Linked DNA regions of Homo sapiens: region 1 is linked to region 2. Evidence: chromatin loops called from intact Hi-C (ENCODE). Cell type or tissue: GM12878. All regions are shown on one strand.

Evidence for each region. Peaks named below come from ENCODE experiments on the same cell type or tissue, not always from the same donor. Only the 100,000 strongest peaks of a DNase experiment are listed, where the experiment ranks them.
Region 1: it touches region 2 in a loop (3-fold over the local background); 13 of 110 quality-filtered maps call a loop at or near these places.

What each region holds. Positions count from the first base shown.
Region 1 is chr10:89,794,566-89,799,565 of GRCh38, reverse strand. No RefSeq gene overlaps it. Among named protein-coding and RNA genes, the nearest start is that of LINC00865, 32 kb to the left of the region's middle. In GM12878, no CTCF peak of the experiment used is centred here; no DNase peak of the experiment used is centred here.
Region 2 is chr10:89,957,491-89,962,490 of GRCh38, reverse strand. No RefSeq gene overlaps it. Among named protein-coding and RNA genes, the nearest start is that of LINC01375, 2.6 kb to the right of the region's middle. In GM12878, no CTCF peak of the experiment used is centred here; DNase peaks (open chromatin) are centred at 2,600 and 2,710; H3K27ac peaks cover 269 bases.

The DNA.
Region 1 (5,000 bases), 160 kb after region 2:
ACCTCTTGGACTGCCAACCTGAGGACACATCACACTGTTGGAGGAGATTGAGTCTCAGTAATGCATATTTGAGAAAAACTTGTTATGACTTCATCATCCTAAAGTTGAACAAAGACAGGGCTTCTAATAAAGAGAAATGTCCTATATCACCAAGACAGATTCAGAGATAAAAATGAGATGTAGAGGAATTCTTTCCTTGTAAGTTTTAGGAAAAAAAATCTGAAAGGAAGTAAGGCTTCAATGAGAACAAATGCAAAGGAACAGGAACTGTGAGTGGGACCAATGTTCAGGCAAATATTTTATAACATTGTAAGCAGTAAAATACCCAGTACATAGTAAACCTCACAAAATAGCAGATACAATTACCTGTGCACAAATTTTAGCTCACCAACTAAATTAAGAGGTCATTCTAAAAATTGCTATTAATATTCTCCCTTCAAAGTACATAGTATATTACCTTGTCTTTAGAGACTGCTCAACAAATGTCTGTTGAATAAATGAAGATAGTTAATAAGTCCATTTTATCCTTCCTAAATGCCACCTTCATTGGTAATAATACTTTTCTTTCCTTCTCTCTCTAGCCTTTTCAACTATAAATAGGAAAGAACAGGCTATGACTAACCACAAACTAGATTATTTCTCCCTATGAAATGAGTTCATTTGGACTCACAGACTGTTACAAGTAGAAGGAATTTTAGAAATCATGAAATCTAGGAGTTTTTAGGTCGTGCTCCATTATTCGACGTTGGGGTGGGGAAGGACCTATACTCAACTTTAATAAGTAACTCAGCTCTTATCTGTTTTATATATTGGTCTTTCTAGTAAAATTTTATTTGCTCAAAGCTTGTGAAGCTGAGCAAAATCTAAAAATGATCGAATCTGAAACTCTCACTTCATAAAGAGATAGCAGCTAAGAGAGATGCATAGCTGTAACTAAAAAAGTTTTTCTGTATAAAAAACAGTATTTATTCCTAGCACATCAAGCAGCCCCTAATTTGGGATATGTTTTTTCAAGTCAATTTTATGTAGACTTGCCAGATAAAACACCAGATGTCCAATTAAATTTGAATTTCAGATAAACAACAAAAAATGTTTCATATAGGTATGTCTCAAATACAGCTGCACTTATCCCACTGTCCAAACACCTGGGTCCATAAACACTCCATCTTAGAAGCTGTTGTAGCATCTATGCTTTCAGTGTATTGCTATCAAGAGACTATTTCTCACTCTCAGTTTGAACTGTAAAAACTCAGCCCATAAATCATACTCTCAGGTGTGCTATCATGGACTGACTCAGGATCAAACAGCCATTACCACAATAATCCTGACCACACGTTAGGGCAAAATGAGTGATTTCCTTTTGAAATTGGAAGGTATAACTGATCAGTGTTACCTTAAATATAATACTCTGCACATGTTCACAATTTAGTGGATCAGGTGGATGTGCGCTGATGTGAATGTATGTCTGTTTAAGGAAGTTGTAACATTTGTGCTGTTAACTTTTGGTGCCAACTGGACAATCAAACTTTAAATCATCCATTGCTTTCTTGTCATAGGCATCAAAATACTTTCCTTTCCAAGTAAACTATCTCTTCACTTCCAATTCCATTCAATAATGGGCTTCATTACAAATTCCATTTGCCAAGCATAGTGCTGGACATAAAGGTCTCCCTCCTTAATGTGCACTCATTCAGAAAAGGAGTCAAATGTGAAATATACAAATATAGTGTAATGTGCTATTCTGTGCAGGAGACGCGTGAAGAGAAAAGAAAAGGCACACACACAATACCTTTGAGGGTAAACAACCTTTATCCCACATAAATGGCAATGCAGATACAATAAGCAAATGATATAATAAGCAAATTGATATAATAAGCTAATTGCAATGGGAAAGGGAGAAGGGAAAACATATAGATACACATTCACCAGACTATGGAGGAATCATCACCAGACTGGGAAGCAACAGCCTGGGCTCCAGAGTCAGCCACCCATCCATGCACAGACGAGGAGAGGTCTCATGAAGATTCAGCATGGTCTGGGACCCTAGCTCTTTTTGTAATGAGTTGTTTGGCATGAGGCCCAGTCATGAGGGCCCTTCACGACTTGGCTCAAGGAGCACAAAAAGGTCAACTTGTTTTTGCGATTGTTTGTTGTTTTTCGATAACTAACATATAGGAATAGATTGAAATAGAGATTTCTCTGAAACAGTGCTGAATGAATGCCTCAAGGGGCTCACACAACCTGTTCCAGGACTTGGTGACTACTGTTTGTGTCCACGTTCAATTGAGTTCAAATTTAATATTTAACTTTTCCTCCACATGTGCTGAGTGCTATAATGGGGTAAATAAGAACCACTATGAGCACAGAAAAGGCATGTGAGACAGAAGTAAAGTGGGAGTTAAACAAAGATGAAAGAAGAAAGTGGATCTACAGGGACCGTACAGAATGATCAAAGGCTCAGAATCATGAAATGCCATAGCGTGCTCAAGAAACTATGAATAGGTTGATGTTGCTCAAATGTAAAGTTCAAGAGGAAGAAGAAAACGACAACTAAGCTAAAAATCTAGAGTAACTTTACAACATAAAACACTAAATCACTAGAAAAGCTTTAGCCAGGAAAGTGAAATGGTTCTTTTCTTTATTAAATTACCCAGTCTCAGATATTCCCTTATGGCAATGCAAATGCACTAAGATAGTTTGGATATAAAAATTTGAGACATGGCCAGAAGCGGTGGCTCATGCCTGTAATCCCAGCATTTTGGGAGGCCGAGGTAGGTGGATGACTTGAGGTCAGGAGTTCAAGGCCAGCCTGGCCAACCCTGTCTCTACTAAGAATACAGAAATTAGCTGGACATGGTGGCACACGCTTATAATCCCAGCTACTGGGGAGGCTGAGGTGGGACGATCGCTTGAACTCGGTAGGCAGAAGTTGCAGTAAGCCGAGATCGCACCACTGCACTCCAGCCTAGGTGACGAAGAGTTGAAGAGTGAGACTCCATTTCAAAAAAAAAAAATTGAGACATGAGTTTTGGATAAAGCTGCCTGGAAGCAGTATGGAAAAGGATGGAGGTTGGAGTAAAGGAAAGAGGGTGTGGTCTGGTCTTGCTCACCCTTGTATCCCCAGCCCTAGCACACTGAGTGGCACAGTGTAGGCACTCAATAAATAGTTGTCAAAAATACAGAATGAGAAACATAATGTACAGGAAGAAAAGACACTTTAATGAGTTTATTTGCAGATACGGTGAATTAGAAGTAACTGCAAAAATCCAGGGAGAGAACGCTGGAAAATTTGGAAGATTAGGTTTGTGCTATGGTTTGGATATTTGACTTCTCCAAACTTCATGTTGAAATTTGATCCCCAATGTTGGAGGAGAGGCCATTAATGGGAGGTGTTTGGGTCATGGGCAGATCCCTCAATAATGTCTTGCAGCCTGTCCTCACAGTAATGAGTGAGTTCTAGTGCTAGCTCTATTAGTTCCTGCCAGAGCTGGTTGTTAAAAAGAGTCTGGCACCTCCCCACTCTCTCTCTCGCTTCCTTTTTCACCATGTTATCTCTGCACACAGAAGCTCCCCTTCACCTTCTGCCTTGGTTGGAAGCAGCCTGAAGCCCTTACCAGAAGTAGATGCAGGTACTATGCTTCTTGTACAGCCTGAAGAACCATAAGCCAAGTAAAGCTCTTTCCTTTATAAATGACCCAGTCTCAGATATTCCTCTACAGCAACATAAACAGACTAAGACAGTTTAGAAATAAAAATCTGAAAGTTATCCAGCACATAGTTAAATGCATAAAAGTAAGAAGTGTGTCAGAAACAGACCCCAGTGAAATTCAACATTTAATGAGATTTACTTCCTTCTACTTCTCAGTCAATCACTTTTGCCTTACCTAAGTAGACCATCACTGTCCCCCATGCTGCTTACAGGACTGGCATATGACACGGCCCCAGGGGACATATTTCTATGTTTTGCTCCAGGGAAGGCCAACCTTTTGTCTTTATGACCTTCCAAGGCAGAATCACGTGCCTATAACATATTGCAAGTAAAGGCAAAAACTGCAATTACTTTTGCACCAACCTAATATTTTCCCCCATTTGCCAATTCAGTTCTCTCCAGTTCTTTAAACAGCCTGTGAGCTCATGGAAATCCTCTTCCATGAAATTCTCCTGCTGTGAACCACAGAATGGCAACATTCCTGAATATCCTCACCATCAAATAACAAATTACCAACCTGCTTTTCAAAATGTGAAACTCTTACCCTTTCTCAGTTCTTTTTCCAATTAGATACCTTTGTTTGTTGTTTACCCTTTAGATCAAATTTGGCCTGTCATAATGCAAACACCTTGTTGTCTGTTGCTATTTCATTTATTGTTTCTAGTGATGTATTTGCTCTGACCTGGTGCCTACCCTGAAGAAATCACAGCCTGCGTCAAGTAGAACAACAGACAGCCTGGATTTTCTAGCACAATTCTGTTGAAAATATTCACCCCATAATCAGGTGTTATGTCAAACTGTGCCTTTGGCTCAGGAAATGTTGTTAGGGCATGAACACTTGGCAGATTGCCTGGTATTGACAATTTAGGCACTTAATACATGCTTTTTAGAAATAACAACAAAGAAGCTTAAACTTCTAAAGTCTTAGCTTTGTCTAAAGCCCACAGGGCTTCTTTAGAAAGGATAATGTCTAAAGTCAACATTATAAATATATTTATGGTCTATATGCCAATATAGTAACTTCTCAGTGATGGATCAGTTAGGAATAAAATTTATCTGAGAACAATAGGAAGCCTGATCAACAGTTGCTTTTCCCCTCATAGCAAGTGCAAACATAGGCAGTCCCCCGTCAGCATAGCAACTGCTCAGAGTTGCCATAAAAGAGGGACCCAGGCTGCTCTCACCTGTCCATTCTGCCCTTCTTTGTTACACTGGCTTTTGTCCTCACACTTGTCATCCCATGGACAGTGGTGGCTGCTCCACTTCTAAGTTTCATGTCTCCGGGAAGATA
Region 2 (5,000 bases):
TTTCAGCCTATCTCTGAGTTCCTCTTAAAGGGCAAGTTTCCATAAATTTGAACCCCAGAGAAAATTCATAAGACTTTTTTAAAAGATACAATTTTTATTTCAATAGGTTTTAAGCAATCCAGTAAAAGAGCTAAGTGGCCAAAGTAGTGGGACACCAATTTAATTTGTAACGTGCTCCATATTTGAGGGAAACACTATTCTTTTGACCTTTCATGGTCTAAATCAGACAATAATTCTCCTTCCTTCATAAATAGCCATTTGTCAGCAAAATAAAGATGCAAAAAATGATTGCATGTTTCCTCCCCATGTCTTACCTTCCCTTATTCCTGGTGGAGAGGGGATCCTTGATGAGAGATAGTGAAGAGAAAGATACTAATAGAGTAGATCAACTCATCAAGGTTAAGCAATGAGAACATATCAAGAGCAAGTTTTATTTCTCTTGTAGCTGCTCCTCTCTGAAGACTCTGAATGACTAAAGACTACTCTGACAGACAGCCACAGATGGAAGCATATGGCCATCTCTAAGATGAAGCCTGGGCATCAGAGTTGGAAGGAGAGTGCACAGAAATGTAAAAAGAGGTGGAAAATACGAAAGGGGCAGACAAAAGGTGGGAAACAGCAACAGAAGGGACTGTCTGATATGCAGCAGTGGCAGATTCTTTAAAAAGTTTATGGCTTGGGAGGCCAAGGTGGGCAGATCATGAGGTCAAGAGATCAAGACCATCCTGGCCAACATGGTGAAACCTTGTCTCTACTAAAAATACAAAAACTAGCTGGGCGTGGTGGTGCGTGCCTGTAGCCCCAGCTACTCAGGAGGCTGAGGCAGGAGAATCACTTGAACCCAGTAGGCAGAGGTTGCAGTGAGCCGAGATTGCACCACTGCACTCCAGCCTGGTGACAGAGTGAGACTCCACCACAAAAAAAAAAAAAAAAAAAAAAGTTTATGGCAACTTTACAGGAAAAGTTAACACACACGCACGTATTGCACCATTCTTCAGATTCTAAGTATGCTATCAACTTGTTGGAAATATGATTCTCTTCTTTCATTTAAGCACCTGTACCTGTTTGCTCCTCTAGATATTACAGACATAACTGAGGGGGTTATACAAGGAACCAGCATGCTAGGTTCCGTGAGGCCTGAAGTTGATTTTGAAGGTACAACTTTGAATGGGTTCTGTCTGGCTGTCTGTGGACGCCTCTTTTCTTAGAAGCAGCCCAATACCCTCGATATCACCCCGACCTATTAGCCATAGGCAAGGCCACAGCAAGCTCTTAAATCTCCCTCTCTAGCACCCCCTTACACTGTCCTCTTTCTCTTCCCTCAATCACTCAAATCTCCTACTTCAGTCTTGTCTGACCCAAGTATTTATTCTTTTGTTTGGATCGGATCAAGCTTCATTGCTGGGCCCTTTGGATTTGATGCCTGGGAACATCCTTTGGTTCTCCAGCCATTACTTTGGTTTCTTAACTCAATTCTCCTTTCTTCTACCCTCAGCTGAGGGCCAGCTCCACACTCAGGAACCCCAGCCTGGGCAGAATTCAAGGACTTTTTTGATAAGAAGACAAGTACAGACACACTCCTGAAGATTATACATTTCTTTTTTTTTTTTTTTTTTTTTTGAGACGGAGTTTCACTCTGTCGCCCAGGCTGGAGTGCAGTGGCGCGATCTCGACTCACTGCAAGCTCCGCCTCCCGGGTTCACGCCATTCTCCTGCCTCAGCCTCCCGTGTAGCTGGGACTACAGGCGCGCGCCACCATGCCCGGCTAATTTTTGTATTTTTAGTAGAGACGGGGTTTCACCGTGTTAGCCAGAATGGTCTTGATCTCCTGACCTCGTGATCCGCCCGTCTCGGCCTCCCAAAGTGCTGGGATTACAGGCGTGAGCCACCGTGCCCGGCCTATACATTTCTTTATGTCTACATCTCCTGGGATAATATTTTGAGTAAAGGAAAGAAAGAAAGAAAAATGTAGCCAACTACTTATCCCTCCCGCTATCAGCCATGCACAGCATAGATGAAGTAGGTGAGTAGATTACTAGACTGATCTCTTTCCCCTGCTCCCCACATTATTAACTTTTGGGAGTCATTCTTCTGAACAGTCACAGACTCTGTCAAAGACGATGTCTAAACAGCAGTGAATTAACAAGTTGGAAAACGTACCCATCAGATGAAGCCTTGTCTTTGTCTTGCCAGATCAACCAGTTTATTGTTTTTCACTAAGTTAACTGGGATGGCTGCTTTTGACAATAAGAAGGCACAGCTTGAAAGTGACTTGGCTTTGTTCAGTGAAATGATGAGTTTATTTGAAAACAAGAAAAAGCAGCATAGATTTGAACCCTATCCTCCCCTAAAAGTAGCTCCGTATGCCTTATGTAGGAATGGGTACAATCTTGGTGTTCAGAGAGAATGTGGTGAGTTTTTTCAGGCGATATAAGAAAACTATAATAACTTGTGACAGGGCAGAGATCGTCACAGAAAGATATCCTTAATTAGCCCCAATCTAATGCTGAGTCATTCGAGGGCATCAATTACTCATAATAGGAAGAAGTCCAAGAATCGTAACCAATCATCAATCAACATTTGCTGAGAATTTTCTCTGTAATCAGAACAATAATAGGAGTGCCTATGAGAAAGGAAAGACTCAAACCCTGACCTCAAATGGCCTGCAATTACTTGAGCCAAGACAGGCAACATAAAATATAAGGGAGGAATACAGGATTATATAGACCTCATAGGATGTAAGCTCCATTCTTCAGTAGAAATCTGGCTTTATGTGTAGGGCTATTCACAGGACTAACCTCTCACAGATGGCACGTTATAAGAATTCTCAGCTGTGGAAAACAGAGGTGGCTTCCATTTGTTTTCAGTTCTGTTACCTAGGTCTCTACTCTCATTTACACTTCCTTTATTTCTATGCCCACTACCGAAATCTTATCTGTGTGACACATGGGTCACACAATTAAAACTGCCACTATACTACATCTCCAGACTGCTCTGCACTTGAGAATTTCACGTATAATTTCATGTGCTGAAGAAATCATTAATGTTCCTAATGCATAAATGAAGAAATTGAAGCTCAAAGACTTTGTTTATTGTTTTCAAGACTGGCTGAGCAGTACAGTCACTTAGGAAGCTTTTTTTAAAAAAAATAATTTAATTAAATTAAAAAATTCTTGCCCACCTCAAAAGCACAGTAGATTAATTTGTTATAAATTACTAATTTGAGGGGAAAACTGGTTTGTCATAAGACACACAGCCTTAATATGGCAAAACCAAGAATCAGATCTCTAGTTCCTGTCTCCAAACTCAGCCAAACCATTCTACATCCTACAGTCAGACATTGCTTCACAAAGGACATTCATCTATATCTTATGTGATCCATGTTGTGTCACATGTGAAGGCTAGTCAAGGTACACTCTGGTGGGATTGCTGTGTGAGTATTTAAAAGTCTGTGCATGTGAGTTTTACCACACTCAGAATTAGAAGGTAAAAGCCCAGATTTTCAAGGAACTGAAAGGAATAAGACTTATTATCAGTTTGTCAATATTTTATGTAAAAGAGATGATGGAGAAAGAATTTCACAAGCTACCAATGAAAAAAGTTTTTTAAGAAATCTTTGAAAAACAAGGTTGTTGATGAACTGGAATTTCACTTTTAGTTCTCTCAAACCCCTATCTCATCAATTTGGGGTCCAAATTGGCATGGGGATGACGATGCCAATCAGGGGCATTATATATTCTCATGCCCTATGCAAGAGCACAAGAATATGGGAGAAATTAAACCTATTATCCTTAAACCTTATAGCCATTTCCTGATTCTGCCACTCAGAGATGTCTTTTTTTTTTTTTAACTAACATTAAGAATTAACATTAAGATGCACTATAAGTCAGAGCAGGACCTCCAAACGTTAATAATTGTGAATCATCTGGAAATCTTGTTAAGATAGATCCAGATCTGATTCAGTAGGTCTGGGGCCCTGAGAGTCTGCATTTCTGACCTGCTCCTAGGTGAGGCTGAGGCTGCTGTAGACCCAGCCAGACTTCGACTGCAAGTTGCTAAAATAAACCATGGTACCATCTGAGATGAGAAATGGCCCCTCTTACATAATTAACTAAGGTAACACATTGACAGCAACCAGAGGCTACCAATCAGAACAAACATTTAAGCAGTTATTGTGAAAAAAAAATCTTTACATGTGATTTATTTAAAATGTGTGGTCAGCTGAAGGTATTTCTGTGTTCCAGACTGACTGAGAGGGCTCTAGGGGCTAAAAAGTTTGAGGCAGTTTTCCTGGAACTACACACCTGGGAGAAATAATCAGATTGAACACCAACTGACACCCATGCCTCAGCATTCTCTTTTCGCTAGATCCATACCGTAAGTTATTACAGCAGGATTAATGTTGGGCAATAATAAGAAACCTCTGGAGAACGGTGAAATAAGGGGAACCAAGGACCAGTATGGAATTGGGACATAAGATTTCCTCTGAGAGTTAAGCTCTAAGGGAACTGAAACACAGATGTGCAAAGTTACCTTAAGACAGAAAGCCTCCTAAACCAATAACATTTGACTCTAATCTAAATGGGAAAATTATCCCACCTAAAGAAAACAGAGACCTCAAAAAGACTAATCGCAGAGACTAATTTTGACACTGTACAACTAAGAGAGAGAGAGTCCTGATTCAAGAACGTGAGGAGATTCACCTACATAGACAACATCTGATTTCACCATAGTGGAAATGTCAGACATTTAGTACCTAATGCCACAAAACAGGGGCTGGCAAACTACTGTCCATGGGCCAAATCTGGCTGAATCCCATTCTTTTAAATAAAGTTTTATTGGTACCACAGGTGCATCCATTTGTTTACACATCATCTATGGCTGCTTTTGCACTACACTATCAGAGTTGAGTAGTCTTGACAAAGGTTATATGGCCCACAAAGCCTGAAATATTTACTGCCCAGCCCTTTACAGAAGAAGTTTGCCAACGCTTGCCATAA